Regions from separate parts of the Homo sapiens genome. Here all the other regions are linked to region 3. Evidence: chromatin loops called from intact Hi-C (ENCODE). Cell type or tissue: IMR-90. All regions are shown on one strand. Region 1 has its middle 96 kb from the start of PHLDA1-AS1. Region 2 overlaps LOC105369844 (a long non-coding RNA gene). Region 3 overlaps PHLDA1 (pleckstrin homology like domain family A member 1). Region 4 overlaps LOC105369844 (a long non-coding RNA gene).

What was found. Hi-C counts contacts between places; a loop is a spot of excess contacts. Peaks named below come from ENCODE experiments on the same cell type or tissue, not always from the same donor. Only the 100,000 strongest peaks of a DNase experiment are listed, where the experiment ranks them.
Region 1: it touches region 3 in a loop (2.9-fold over the local background); 40 of 110 quality-filtered maps call a loop at or near these places.
Region 2: it touches region 3 in a loop (5-fold over the local background); 20 of 110 quality-filtered maps call a loop at or near these places.
Region 4: it touches region 3 in a loop (5-fold over the local background); 49 of 110 quality-filtered maps call a loop at or near these places.

The regions. Positions count from the first base shown.
Region 1 is chr12:75,933,286-75,935,785 of GRCh38, forward strand. No RefSeq gene overlaps it. Among named protein-coding and RNA genes, the nearest start is that of PHLDA1-AS1, 96 kb to the right of the region's middle. In IMR-90, no CTCF peak of the experiment used is centred here; DNase peaks (open chromatin) are centred at 66, 656 and 1,316; H3K27ac peaks cover 1,715 bases.
Region 2 is chr12:75,704,984-75,707,483 of GRCh38, forward strand. The region is part of intron 1 of LOC105369844 (a long non-coding RNA gene); the gene reads right to left. Among named protein-coding and RNA genes, the nearest start is that of KRR1, 190 kb to the left of the region's middle. In IMR-90, no CTCF peak of the experiment used is centred here; DNase peaks (open chromatin) are centred at 1,198 and 2,088; H3K27ac peaks cover 1,995 bases.
Region 3 is chr12:76,023,644-76,026,143 of GRCh38, forward strand. PHLDA1 (pleckstrin homology like domain family A member 1) reads right to left here. Exons shown (of 2, transcript NM_007350.3): 2 at 1,804-2,500. Among named protein-coding and RNA genes, the nearest start is that of PHLDA1-AS1, 5.6 kb to the right of the region's middle. In IMR-90, no CTCF peak of the experiment used is centred here; DNase peaks (open chromatin) are centred at 1,468 and 2,178; H3K27ac peaks cover 1,295 bases.
Region 4 is chr12:75,819,441-75,821,940 of GRCh38, forward strand. All of the region lies in intron 1 of LOC105369844 (a long non-coding RNA gene), which reads right to left. Among named protein-coding and RNA genes, the nearest start is that of PHLDA1-AS1, 210 kb to the right of the region's middle. In IMR-90, a CTCF peak has its summit at 1,521; a DNase peak (open chromatin) is centred at 1,631; H3K4me3 peaks cover 324 bases; H3K27ac peaks cover 1,883 bases.

The sequences.
Region 1 (2,500 bases), 90 kb before region 3:
ATGTTAACAAACTCTTTTCCATTGCATCTGGCTGAAGGCATCGCCTATCCTGGTGTTTATGACTCATGTAGTAGGGCCAAGACTGTTGCTCAAACAAGTTCTGATGGTTGAAACATTAGCCAGCAAGCCCCTTGGCCTCCCAGAAGCTCTAAGATGTCTTACTGTACCTCTTTCTCTGAATATCCTAAAATGCTGCTAACACTCGTCCCCCTGAACTATTATTGCTTTAACTGTATTTAAGGATGTTGCCTACAATTAGCTTTGAATATAGCAGTTTAGAGAGCAATATAAAAATGGTGTAAATGGTCAGTGAATGCATGAATGATCAATACATCAGAAAAGTGAAAAAAAAAAAAACTGGAACTGGTTAAAAGTTTTCAAAATAATTATTTCATAGGAACATTAATGAATACTTCATCTGGTCTCATGAAAAAGGAGTCAAGATCAAACAAAAGGAGTGTCTAATTATTAAACAACTATTTTTCTATGTTAGTGGAAACAAATCAAACTCTCAAACAATATGAAAACTATTTGTATACCTTTGGGAATATATATAAAAAAAATATGTGATGGATTCAGCTATGAAACAATGCTTTGTCTAACTGCCTGGTTACATGGTGCCTGAATAGAGGGTGAGGATGAGGAAAGAGATGACAAATCCACAGGAAATGATGAAAGAAATTCAGCCCAGGATTTGAAAATTACAATAAGTAATCTGCAATGCAGATAATCTACATAAAGAGTAAAGACAAATCACTGAAAACAGGCTGCATGCGGTGGCTCAAGCCTGTAATCCCAGCATTTTGGGAGGCCGAGGGGGGCAGATCACCTGAGGTCAGGAGTGCAAGACCAGCTTGGCCAACATGGAGTAACCCCATCTCTATTAAAATACAAAAATTAGCCGAGCATGATGATGGGTGCCTGTAATCCCAGCTACTCAGGAGGCTGAGACAGGAGAATCACTTGAACCCAGGAGATGGTAGCTGCAGTGAGCCGAGATCACACCACTGCACTCCAGCCTGGGGGGCTGAGCAAGACTCCATCTCAAAAAAAAAAAAAAAAAAAAAAAAAAAGAAAAGAAATTACTGAAAACAGCTAACTTCAAATTCAGCAAACTAAGTCAGATTCCGCTATGGCAAAGAGTTTGCCAAAAGTTATACTTTTGACCACAGTATTAGAATAGGAAGGAAGTAATACTGAAGACAAAATTCACTAAAATATTTTGGTTTCAGTTGGAACAAAAACATTCTCCTTTAAGGAACTGGTATTGTGGAGACTTGATGATATTCTAGGAAATGAAATGAGATAATGTTTTCGAAATAGCCCCACGATAATGTCAATGAGTAATTTCAGTTCTTATCACCATATGATGTGGTTAGTGAGCAGTACTGATACGGAGGGGAAAAAAAAGGTGTCAGAATGTTAAAAAAAAAAAAAAAAAAAAAAAGCCTCCCTCTCTCAGGAAAACAGCAATCAACAGCTACTGCTGCTGGACAAAAACCTAACACTTCTCAGTCATGGGGGAAAAATGTCTGAAAATGAGTTTCACTGTTTCTCAGCAAATGTTGGCTTAAATATCTTGGCTGTGCCCATCAGAATACCTATGCCCAGCTTCATAATCATAAAGAAAACAGGATTCCAGGTCATTTGTGCTACAAGAGACTCAAAAGGTCATTTGGCCCATGTCCAAATTGACACTAACTTTTCTCTATTACACAGCACACAAACTGCAGAGTCAGATCTATGGAACCAGGTCTTTCTCCTCTTCCTTGATCTATTTCTCTTCTTCTTTTAAAAATAACATAGATTGGCCAGGCATGGTGGCTCATGCCTGTAATCCCAGCACTTTGGGAGGCCAAGGCAGGTGGATCGCCTGAGGTCAGAAGTTCGACCCCAGTCTGGCCAACATAGTGAAACCCCATCTCTACTAAAAATACAAAAATTAGCGAGGCATGGTGGTGCATGCCTGTAATCCCAGCTACCGGGGGGCTGAGGCAGGAGTATTGCTTGAACCTGGGAGGAGGAGGTTGCAGTGAGCCGAGATCGTGCCACTGCACTCCAGCCTGCGCAATAGAGTGAGACTCTGTCTCAAATAAAAAAAAAATTAAAATAAAATAAAAATAACATAGATCAGGGTAGAAATATTGCTGAAGCTCAGTTGCAAATCTACGAAAGTACAAAAAGCTACCCACCTTGGTTCCATTTTCTCACCTCCCATTTACTTCTCACATAGTGTAACTGTCTCTGGGACACTTTTTATCCCTGCCTATTTCAGAGGTTTCAAATTTTCTTCAATGGTTCCTCTTGCCCCCAGGCCAGAGGTAGGGGCTCCCTTGGCTCAGCTTCTATAGCAACCTCCTCATACCTGTGTCACAGACAGTATTTATTATCTTGTTATTGTTGTTGCTTTAGAGACAGTCTCCGTTGCCCAGGCTGGGGTGCAGTGGTGTGATCATAGCTCACTGCTGACTCTAACTTCTGAGCTCAATTGATGCTTCTG
Region 2 (2,500 bases), 320 kb before region 3:
GTTCAGCAATCCAATGTCTCTAAAAGATAATGAAAACAAAAATGAAGTCTACTTTTGTTAGAATGAAGAATGACTGGCCTGAAAAACTAGTGGAGATATTTTTAAGTCAATAGATTCAAAATCAAACTATCAAAGGGAGCTCTGCATGTTTTCAGGCAACGGGAGTAGAGTGAGAGGTGAGGCTTGAATTTTTAAATGGTATTCTCCTTTATTTTAGAATATTATTATTTTTGCCCCAGTTTTCATGAAGAAAAGAGATAAATGTGTACTATTTCATATTCTTACTGCTTGCATCAGACATGAATTATCGGAATTTAAATGCCTTATGTAATACACAGTGGATTAGTGTATTTTACTACTTTGATGGTGTTTTTTTAATATAAATTCAGACACATTTATTTCCTATCCCTGAGACAAAAGAGCTATTGATAGAAGCAGAACACACATGTATGCGGATGACTGTTTATACAGATATGGTATAAATCTATATTTCTATCTTATCAAAATACAGACTTCTGACAAGGTTAGAAAGAATCGGCCATATTAAAACTATTGCCATCAAACACAATGTTCCAAGACCCCTAGGATAAATAATAACAAGAATAAATATTTTTTTATAAAAATGAACCCCTTGTCTATGATTTTGGATTTTTTTTCAAGATCGTATGTATCAAAAGGATTACAAGAGGCTAATGCCATAATCAGCCATATGACCTTGGGTAAATCACTAAGATTCTTCTTATCTTAGAACAAGGGAGTTGGAGTCAAGGCTGTGACTCTGAATTCTTCAGTCTTGTATATTCCAATATGGCGTGGTTGGGGTGAGAGGTACAATTTAGAGACTTTCCATGTGTTCCTTCAAACTCCTCATTCCATTTCCCCATTCTGCATGGAGGCACCTACAACATGGTAGAGGTTGAACCAAGTGAGGCAGTTGACATCTCTAATAGTTTGCCACTAGCATAGTATCTGTGTTTTGAAAAGTCATTGGACTTTGGAGGTATGTATTCCAAAGCACCATGTAGCTGGAACTGTTTTGATAAATCTTGTAAAAAAAATCCCAATTGAGTAGCAATAGGGAAAAGCATCCAACACTTACAGGAAGCTCCAGCTGATTGGGGATAAATGAGCTCTGTACTCAGCAACAGCTGCAACAACAGAGGGCCGAGCCTCGGTAGGTGGACATGCACAGAACGAGCTGAGCTGGGGCCTGGAATTTCCCGAAATGAAATCCAAGAACTGTTTAGGTTGACCTTCTCTCTCTTAACACAGTTGACCCTTAAGAAATAAGAGATGACACATCCCAAAGCACACCAAGTTTTTACAACCGCAGCTTAAAAAAAAAAAGGAAAAGTTGGAAAATGAATGGCAGTCCTCTTGCAATTCTGGAAGAATAAACTGGTTGATTTGACTGCCTTCTGTTTGGGGAATAAGCAAAGCGATTATTTAAGAATCATATATGCTGGGGCTGCTGCGGAATGCAGAGTTTCTAGAAAACAGATTTATCTGTCAATTATAAGCAGGCTTCCTGCACTGCAGGACCTGCTTCCACATAGCAGTCAGGGTTACAGTGACATAAAACAGAACACCATGAACTGTATTTAGAAAGGCTGATGTAAAAAATGCAGTGGGGAGGAAGATTGAAATGTTTGCAGAAATATAGATAAGCAGGCACAATATAAATGAGGAAATATGTTTTCTTCCCCCAACAGCATGACAGCCTCAACAGTATTTTCCAGGGAATTGAAAAAAGAATTTTCTTAGCAGGGAAAAAATAAAAGTGGTCATCTGCTGGCTAAGTATATAAAGACACATCTTAAGAGCTTTCTCTAAAGTAGGTTTCTCACGTGAAAAATGAGGCTGTTATGAGGTACAGCCCCTCAGTTTACCCATTTCCATATAGCCTAAAATAATGGGGCTTAGTGTGATAGAAAATAGTGGCAACTAAAAATATCTGTCGCAGATAAGGTTTCTCTTCTAGCCATGGCTGTGTCAAGTTACGTGGTCTTTGCTTTGCTCTGCTGCATTCTGATAACATACACTTAAGTAATTTTGTAAAAAAGCTATGCCTCACTTTCATAAGCATAAAGGAAATAAGATCAGTCATGAGGAACATCTGGCAGGAAGTTCATGGAAAGGGAATTCACCAGAATTATTCAACTGGGAGGGGCCTTGGAAGCCATTTGTTCTAGGTTTCCATATGTTGGCCTGAGGAACTATGTACTTTGTTATGTAAAAATCACGGAAAATAGAGGTCAGAGATAAAGTGAGTTCTATTTTCACAAACAGAATGTCTATAGATATAATGATTTTCATAAACTACCTTACACTGAGTGTGACAACATAAATAAAAGAACAGCAAAACTCAAAACAGTTTTGTTTTTTTGAGTCAGAGTCTCACTCTGTTGCCCAGGCTGGAGTGCAATGGCACGATCTCGGCTCACTGCAACCTCCGTCTCCTGGGTTCAAATGATTCTCCTGCCTCAGCCTCCTGAGTAGC
Region 3 (2,500 bases):
TGCAGTGAGCTATGATCACACCAATGAACTCCAGTCTGGGCAACAGAGCAAGACCATGTCTCTAAAAAATAATAAAAATTGGCCAGGTGCGGTGGTTCATGCTTGTAATCCCAGCACTTTGGGAGGCTGAGGCAGGCAGATCACCTGAGGTCGGGAGTTCGAGACCAGCCTGGCCAACATGCTGAAACCCCGTCTCTACTAAAAATACAAAAATACAGGCGTGGTGGTGTGGGCCTGTAATCCCAGCTACTCGGGAAGCTGAAGCAGGAGAATAGCTTGAACCCAGGAGGCGGAGGTTGCAGTGAGTCGAGATTGTGCCACCGCATCTCAGAGTCTGGGCGACAGAGTAAAACTCCGTCTCCAAAGAAATAATGATAATAATAAAATTGTAAATAGTATTTCTATAATGTATTTTTCTCTTTTTTCAAAGTTGAATACAAGGATGTGGTCAACTATACTGTTCTTACCGTTGAAAAAGAAGTGCTGAGGCCAGGCATGGTGGCTCACACCTGTAATCCCAGCACTTTGGGATGCCGAGGCAGCTGGATCACTTGTGGTCAAGAGTTCAAGACCAGATTGGGCGACATGATGAAACCCCGTCTCTACTACAAATACGAAAATTAGCCATTGTGGTGGCACACGCCTGTAATCCCAGCTACTCAGGAGGCTGATGTGGGAGAACTGAACCCTGGAGGTGGAGATTGCAGTGAGCCAAGATGGCGCTACTGTGCTCCAGCCTGGGCAACAAAGCAACACTATGTTTTAAATAAATAAATAAGTGCTGAGATCTCAGAAAATACAATGCCTAGCTTCAGAATACCATATATTATATATTCATATGGCTATAATGATTCCCCACCTGTTTATCTGTCCTAATGCAAGGAGCTTCCTTTCATAGTGATGCCAGGCACTGCTCTAAGTAATTTTATGTATCCTAACTTATTAAATCTCCTCAACCACCCTAAAATAAGTACCTTTATAAACTCCATTTTACAGAAAAGGAAACAACTGAGTTTCCAAGAGTTTAAGTAATTCAAGATCTACACAGCTAATAATTGTGAAACTGGGACTTGAACCCGTGTACTATGACTCTCAAATCCTGGCTCTTACCAATCCTGGGCTACCACCTACTACACACATTTATTTCACACCGTGTCCCTGAAGTCCCCTCAGCATGATAGTAATTTGTCTTCTCACATTTTTTCTTTAAAAAAAAAAACAAAACAAAAAAACTAGAGTAGTAAAGCTGTCAATGCATGACTATGCTAAGGCATAAGGGATACAAAAAAATGCCTTCAAGTTTCCTATTTTAAAGTCTTTTGAGATTTAAAGGCTTTTAGATGCCAGTGGAGATTGTAAGAATAAAGTTATGCTATTTTTCTTTAAAGAATCAAGTCCCTCTTCTGCTTTCAACACAAAATAGGAAGGTCTATGAATACCGTTTGAAGGATGACTCAGAGACAAAGCTTTACCCTCCCAAGAGACATAAGAGAACTAGACTACCTCTGGGACTCAAGAGGGTATTGCTGTTGAGCTGATTCACTAGGAACTGTTTCTGGTCCTCTGGGAAACTATGGAAAATTCAATTAAAGTTCATTAGCATTCTGAAAGCTAATTTTTTCACCAACATACCTGAGCGAATTTTCATATTCCAAATTCCCAGTGAATTTTTTAAAAGATGAATTCCCAACCTCAAAAATGGTCTTTTTTTTTCCCAGAATGCCCAAGCAATTCAGAATCTCTGTTTCACAGGAACACACAATGCATGTGCCAGTTGAACAAGGCCTTCAAAAGGTCCACAGGTCGGTTGTCTCAATAGATAACTTTATTTGAAATGAAATGCATTTTGAAAATATGAAAAATAAATCACATCTCCCCAAAATCATCTAAGAGACATATTTACACAAGTTCTGACCATGCTAAAAAATTCATGAATGTGATGGTGTATAAAGCATTTGGTACATGATGATACTTGCTTTCCAGAAGCTGGCATTTGCATATTATAAAACGTTAAGAAGAAGGCTGACCTCGGAATGTAACAGACAATAGTTTTATGTTTCTTCTCAATATACAGTGACCTGGAAGGACTCCCTGTTGTTAAAACCTGCTTCCCCACTGCTCAGCCTGCCATCAGCCATCCAGCTGCAGAGCAGTGGAGAGTAGGTCTCACCAGTTTTTGTGCAGATGCTTCTAACCCAGAGTCCTTCTGCTTACTTCATTGGACAATATTGCCCTTTCTAAGAAAACCCTTTTAGATCCTGTACTCCACTTAGCAAATGCCCTGCCAGCAAAGTCACAGATGACTTTTTTACCCAATCTTAGGTAAATCTGGATTATCTGCCCAACCGTGCAAGTCAATAAGCCACCCTTGAAAACTGTGTCAAGATTTGAGGAAACAGGTCTTAAGAACCTATCCAACACATGATTCCATAACCAATACATCTTAGGTTGTTTTAGGCAAATAGGTGTATCTCTTGAATCACTGATGGATTCAATATCA
Region 4 (2,500 bases), 200 kb before region 3:
CCTCCAAAGGAGCACAGGACTGATATCCTGTACCAAGGATGTAGATAGCACTGGATGCACTTACGAGCATGTGGTCTGGAATCAGGCAGAATGGGTTCGAAGCCTAGCTTTTCCACTTCCCAGCCATGGGACCTTAGGCATTTTACTTCTTTAAACCTTAGCTTCGGTGTCTTCAAAATGGGGATATTAATCTGCTGTACTTAGCTCATAATGTTGTGGAGAGGATTAAATGAGGCATGCAAAGTGTGTGACACAGGTACCGAGAGAGCTACAGAAGTGTTAGTGGTTATTCTCCAGGTGATGATACCAGTCACCCTCTGCGTACAGTCAGCCCCATGTGGGAGATGAAGAAAAGGGAGGTGTTAGTCCCTGGTTGTTTGTTCTTTTTCCCTGGCAGGTAAACGGGATTTCTTTTGCTTATTTTTTATTTCCCTCTGGCATATCTGAAAAGGAACAACCATACACAAATAAAACATGAAAATTCAACTCACAGGATGAAACCAGTTCTTGCCAGTTCCTGGGGCATTTTTTCACCTGCTGCTGATTTCTCTCTTCCTCAACTAAATTCATTTTAAGATAAATTCTATATTTTTCTTCTCTCTTTTAAAAAAATTACCATAAAATTTGGGAGAAATGCTCCAGTTTTATTCCTTTAGACTACTCTCCATAAACTTTTTAATTCAGCTAGTATATGTGTATTCAGTGTATTCAGTCAGATGAGTTAACCTTTTTAGACTATGAAAAGGTTCCAGCATTATCATCTCTGGGGGCATTCAGACATGAAAGTTATTTAGCACAATGTGCTATGCAAATCTAACAAGGGATAACAGCTTGAACTCCTGGAGCACTCAATTAACTGTAGCATCTGTTAAAAATGAAAAAAGACATCACAAAATTGAAGGTAACACCCCTATCTCCTAGGGAAAAAAAAAATGAGAGTTGCTCAACCTTTAGAGATTTATGTTGGGGTGTAACTTATAGCTCATGGGTTAAGAGTGACTTGTGTGGCCCCTTGGATAAGGAATTTAATCTCTGGGCTAACCACTCAGTTTCTTTGTCATTTGAGAGGAAAGAAAGAGAAAAGTCAATGGACCCTTGGAGAATAAAGATAGAAGATTAGACACCAAATGAAAAACTATGACCTTGTATTCAGCCCTCATCTCACGACTTTGAATCTTACCCCAAAATCACCTTTTGAATAACAGGGAAGGTAACTGGAGAGAGAGATAATATGAAAAGGACTGAGAAATGCTAACAAGGGTACATAATTTTCATCACTCCCAAATGACAAGCTCATGTGCCAGGACATGGGCTTTAATTCTACTTATACAAAAGCCTGAGTTCCAATACTTAATATCTTCCGATAATTACTTGGCCAGTAATCCACATCAAATCCCCACACTCCAATGATTCATTTTGAAAAGCTCCTAAACAAGCACCAACTCGGCAATCTTCCACCCTGATTCTCTTGGATGGCGAAAAGAAAATACTTCAGAGTTGCTCACCACTGGGCGGCACTTGGAGTGAGGTCATGTTTGGAAACAGGAGACGAACCAATAGCAAAGATTAATGGGGCTTTGGAAAAGCAAGTTTAAACAATATGTTCATGAATCGGGGGTAAATGTAAACCAATCAAAAAGGGAAAATATGTATCCATCTTTTACGCTTATATTTTTGGCCACCCTGTCGAACAGCTGCATCTTGCTGCCTTATTGGCTATCCCAGGCCAAGGATAGTTTACAAGCTGAAGTCACAGGCTCAGCTGGGGAACTGAGTTGCGGCGGGGGTGGGGGGGGGAATTAGGTCAAGGAGGATTCAGTGCTAAAGGAGGACTGTGATTTGCAATGGTTTTTTAAAATCCCATAACTGCTCTCTTACTAAACAGGTTTTTAGTGGTGTCATAACTGACATGGCCATTTTCCTAAGTTATTGCCTCATTGGAATTTCAGTAAATAGTGCTAGTCTTCCCCATGATCATGGCAAGAGAAAGGTAGGTAGAAAAAGACAAGCATCTCCAGAAGTGATAAGCAACCCAAATCTTATGATACAAGTGATTCATCCTAAGAGCCAGAGTCAAGATAAATGCTAAGAAAGCTGATCTGTGTTGCCACTTCTCACATACATCCGCAGACTAACATTCGAGGTTGAAAATCAACATAAATGTTCTTACTCACCTTCTTCTATTCAACAAGGCAGATATTTCAATTGCCTATAATTCCCCACTATGGAACTCATTACAACTAGTGCCATTTTGAATAAAGGAAAAGTTAATCTGTAAATTTTTTTATTTTTGATACAGGGAAAGTATGGTAATTTGTAATGTTTTATAGGGTTTCGTGCCTTGTATACTTAAAGAGGAAAAATCACAAAAAGCCCTATCTATTGTATGCTTAGTGTCTAGAAGAACTTTTGTCAAATCTCCAAGTCAGTATAAAAATAATTTTTTTTACCTTAACAACTGATAGTCTAAGACCAAGTCCAAAGCTGTGGGAAAGGACAC